2 separate regions of the Homo sapiens genome follow, and region 2 is linked to region 1. Evidence: chromatin loops called from intact Hi-C (ENCODE). Cell type or tissue: left ventricle myocardium inferior. All regions are shown on one strand.

Region 1 (2,500 bases):
GAAAAAAACTAAATATCTCCTGAGGTCGATTATGGGGGTAAATAAGACTTGGGTAGGCTTCTCACCACTCAGCCAAAGAATACAAGCTTAACAAGAGTCAGTTATGTTGAATTACTGACATGCTGACATGCTGAGATTTTGCCTTTTCTATCCCCATCAGATTAACTGATAGCTTACAAGGCAAAACAGAAATCATTCTGGAGTCTCATGTCTACACCTGAGCATCAGTCTTTTTTTTTTTAACCCACAAACACTGGTCTTTGCAAGGTACTATAGTTCACTCCCCTGTCATAGAATACCTACATCTCTGTTATACATGACTTATAATGAGACTCTTCAATATGGCATTCTCTTGTTGATCAGCTGCCATGGCATTCATTCAGTATGGTAGAGAAGAGCACATTGATTGTTATTGCTATTGGCTAAATTTCCTGACACCTTGTCAGAATGACAAATGAAGGAAGCAGCAAGTCCTCACACAACCATGACTTCTTAGGCAGCATCACCTGGGGTTTCAACACCAGTAGTTATAGCAGGTAGACCATGAGCTTTGGGCCAAGACATGCCCAGTTCCAAACCCTAATTTAGACACATCCTAGAACCACAACAAGGTTTTTCCTTACTTGAAAGACTTTGTCAAAGGCTTGTTCCTGCTAGCTGACTCACTGCTGATACAGGACACGAGGAACCCCAGACATCCCACCATTCCTCATTTGGTGTCTGCCCACTTACACAGAACCCTGTCTGCCTCTTCTCTTGAGCCAGGCCCAGGTGGTAGGGAGCCACATTAAGAATGGTGGACAAAGAATGATAAACTCTCTCAAGCCCATTCCAGGACAATCCAAGTAATCTAAAGGAGGATTCATACAGGAAAACAAGTTAATACAATTAACCAGAATGAAGGGGTAAACTAGAGAGTTGGAAGGAAAGAGAGGAAAAAAACATAAGCAAAAGCTGAATGGTTGGGTGGTTCAAGGCCTAGATACTTTCATTAGGCCTGGAATTAAGTGGAAAAGCAATTCAGCTGCCTTCTGCATGAGAGAAAGAGAGAGGAGCCCGCATAAAGGCCATTTATGGTCCAGGACAGAGAGATGAAAGAAAGAGAATTTTTAGAGCCTGACAGAGAAGTTAGGAGGGAACAGTAGTAAAAAAGAGGGAAATTAGATAAGAAGACATTTTGAAGAAACACATAATTTGTTTATGTTTAAATATTTTATTCTTTGTGTGGTCTCAGTGGAAAATTGCCAAAGGGATGATGTGTTTTACTTGCTTCACAAAGGGCCTTGCACAGGGCCCCATGCACGCTTCCCATCCTTTATGGCTGACTCCTGCAATACATGTCCCCTAAACTCAGAGAACTCCCTTGAGGATCTCTTGTGTGGCCATTGCCCACATTGCTCTGGGATATCATGAGCATTGTTGCCTTGTACAGCTTTGCGGTTTACAAGAGAGTCGCTAAACATTTCACCAAAGTCATTCTGAAGATCCCCTTTCAACAGTTTCATGCAATGGCGATTTTCACTTCTGCAAAACTGCAATGAAGGCCACATCATCTTTTTTCAAGGTCTGTGAGTCACTTGAGATTATGGCTGTTATTAATAGACTGCAAAATCAACCATCTCCTTCTTCACCTCAGCCAGTCAGTTGAGCATTCAATATGTATTGAGAACCTATAATGCCTTTGCCTTCAAGAGGCACAGGTCAGTTCTGTCCTCAAGAAGCTGCCCCCAAGGTGTCCAGCTATGTTCCTATCTGGAGGGAGGAGAAGGCCATCCTTAATCTTTGGGGCTGATGAGTCCAGCGCTTCTTCAACATTTCCTGTCTCATAAACCCCTCCCCTCCCATTACTTTCTCTGAAAAAGTAATTTGATATTCTGGGAGAAAGGAGGAGTTTGGAGGGCAGGAGAGGTTTCCCACACCCCCAAATCATTCCAAGATGTCACTAAGGGCAGTCCTCTTTAATTCTTCATCTGCTGCTTTGGGGCATCTACCATTTGCTCAGTGGCACCATCTCACATGAAATCAAATATCCTCAAAATCCATCAACTGACGTCTTCTGTTGGAAAGGGATAACTTGGGTCTACTTCATTGGAACCTTCAAATTTAAGACTCTTGCCTAAGACTGTGGGTTGCTCTTCCATTACCACACCAATCAAATCAGCTGAATCTTAGAGAGCAGGGCTCTGAAGGAATAGAGGAGGGGTGAGAACACGCCAGGGGAGGACAGCAAGAGGTAAAAGATAAGTCTTTGACAGTCAGATCCCTGAGTACTAGGAGTGGACGTTTGGAGGCTCACTGAAAGGGAGAATGGAAAGATAAAAGACACCATAGAGCCAGGATGAACTCTGTCTACCACTGCACTTTGATGAGGTCCTGCTCAGTACATAGCTTAGAAAAATTCAAAGTCAAGTCAGGTCCCCTAAACCCTACCTAGCTAGGAATCACTGTATGTTCCCCTCCCTGAGTCATTTAAGTTGGCATAGGGGCAAACCAAATTTGG
Region 2 (2,500 bases), 180 kb after region 1:
GAGCAGGCTCAAGGTTGGGCCCCCAGGAATAACTCCTAGAACAATGCAGAACTGACTATCCAGGCAAGCTACTTGCTCTGCAGCAATCAGGATGGTGAGTAGCCAGCAGGCTGACACTGGAACTTTTGAGTTCATGAACCCACAAGGATAGCTGTGTCCCAGGATCAGAAAGTCAGGATCGAGAAGCTACTGCTGCCACACCACAACTGCCTATAACCATCTATGAAGCTAATGTCTGAACACTAGAACACCACTTCAGAAAAACGTGAGATCTTGGAGATGGTCCAAGATCTTGTTCACACACAGAAAAACAGACAATAGAAGGAAGGTGGCTTCTGTTTCACTTCTGCTTTCTACATGTAAAACAAAGCGTATTTAATAAATTCATCCAAAGGAGTCAGGGAAACGTGGTTTCCAGCATTCAAAAAAAGAGCTGGAAATGGCTGAGTGCCAATCAGCTATATCCAGCATACAAACACACTATAAATGCATACATGTGCATATGTGTACACACACGATCCCAGATGACAAGATTATTGGCCCTTTTTGTTATGTGAATTTTTGTAATAACCCCAACAGAAAATAGAAAATAATACAAATGAGAAACATGGAAAATTACAAAAGTCCCAAAATTTCACATAGGCTATAGAGTCTTGGCCTCTACAGTCACTGGTTACCGACTTCCTCTAAGGAATTAAGTGCATGTCCTATGGGCAGCCCTGTGGTTTTAATTATCTTGAGGTTCAGGCTCACCAGTGCTCTCTAGTACTCAATAATAAGGAGTCTGACTCCATTGTTGATGTTTAACAGCTGACAGCTGTCAAGCCCTGCCACGCCTCCTTCCTTTTGTGCCCCACATCCAAGCAAGCTGATAAAAAAAAAAATTTAAAAAAAGAAAAAAGAAAAAAAGCCTTGGTGCTCCTTTGGCACCGATGGGAAATTCAAACCATACAAACGTTGGCCAGCATGAGGAAACCAGCAACCCAGCCTCACTCCCTAACTATTATAAAACCCCAAGCAGGGAGGTTTCCCCTCCCTGCTCTTTCAAGGCATTTTCAGATCTGCTTGGGAGCCTGCCCTGTTCCCTCTAGAAAACCTCATTACATGTGCAATAAACCTTCCATCCCCTCTTTGTGTATGTGTGGCATCATGAGTCTTGACATCTAAACCAAATTTTGTGTGGGAGGTCCATCTCACCACCGAGGGATACCACAAGAGGTTCCACCCCACAACTCGCCACCAAAACACTCCCATATCATACATTTCTGACCCCATCCTTTCTCCCTCATGATCCTTTCTCCTACCTACTGATACCGTCCAGGCAGAAGGGTGTGTCTCTTTGTATTCAGTGGAGACTTGGCTTCTCTGCAGGACAAGATTGGGTGAAGCTCAATTTGCCAGAGCTCTGCTTTGCCCAGCGAAGTTTCTTTCAGAGCACTTCCTCCCAAAGACCGTGTTAACCTTTCTCCCTATTGTCAAATCTTGATTATCGCCTCATGCCCATGTGAAACTCCCTTAGTTGATAATTTCATCCACAATTGCTTGCTGCTGTCGTTGGTGTCTGTTCTCTCTGCTCTGCTCTGCTCTTTTGGAGCTTTGATGCCTGGCTTAGCACCTTTGCCCACCTAAAGACTCCTTTGACCCTGGAATATGAGTGATGATACTCTCAAAGACATTTAATTTCAATGATATTCACCTTGCAAACTACTAACACCACCATCCTGCCTCTCATCACTGTCATCACTTTCAGCCGAGATTCAGACATCTCCAGTCATTTGTCTGCTCCCATACTTTCTTCTTAATACTGCTCACTTTGTCTGGTATCAACTGCCCTTAGACATCTTCATTTGGATAACTCCTTCTCATCCTACTGGACTCAGAGCTTTCTGTTCTTTGTCAGGGCTATCACTGCCTTTCTATTGTCCCCATTATACAAAATACATTAAAAATAACAGGAATTGTAAATTGGCATCTTACAGTCTGCCTCTGGCTAGAAGCTATATTTTATTTGGCCAGCAATGGGTTTTTGAAAAAACACATTTTTCCGAAAGAATTCAAAGCAGGATCTCAAAAAGATACTTGGATGGCCATGTTCCTTGCAGTATTATTCACAATAGCCTAGAGGTGGAGGCAACTTGAATGTCCATCCACAGATAAATGGACTAACAAAATGTGTTATATACAGAAAATGAAATAGTATTTCACCTTTTAAAAGAAGGAAATCCTGTCACGTGCTACACCATGGATGCACTTGGAAGACATTATACTAAGCGAATTAAGACAGTCATAAAAAGACAAATACTGTATGATTCCACACATATGAGTTATCTAAAGTAGCCAAATGCATGGATACAGAAAGTAGAATGTTGGTTGGCAGGGGCTGGTAAGAGGGGGAACATAGGGAATTGTTGTTTAACATGTATAAAGTTTCAGTTTTGTGAAATGAAAAAGTTCTAGAGATCTATTGCACAAGAATGGGAATATACTTTATACTACTGAA

The links. Hi-C counts contacts between places; a loop is a spot of excess contacts. Peaks named below come from ENCODE experiments on the same cell type or tissue, not always from the same donor. Only the 100,000 strongest peaks of a DNase experiment are listed, where the experiment ranks them.
Region 2: it touches region 1 in a loop (3-fold over the local background); 70 of 110 quality-filtered maps call a loop at or near these places.

Annotation. Positions count from the first base shown.
Region 1 is chr7:106,551,458-106,553,957 of GRCh38, forward strand. No RefSeq gene overlaps it. Among named protein-coding and RNA genes, the nearest start is that of CTB-30L5.1, 46 kb to the right of the region's middle. RefSeq lists an enhancer at 1,414-1,713. In left ventricle myocardium inferior, no CTCF peak of the experiment used is centred here; no DNase peak of the experiment used is centred here.
Region 2 is chr7:106,731,038-106,733,537 of GRCh38, forward strand. No RefSeq gene overlaps it. Among named protein-coding and RNA genes, the nearest start is that of LINC02577, 43 kb to the right of the region's middle. RefSeq lists an enhancer at 403-452. In left ventricle myocardium inferior, no CTCF peak of the experiment used is centred here; no DNase peak of the experiment used is centred here; H3K27ac peaks cover 1,067 bases.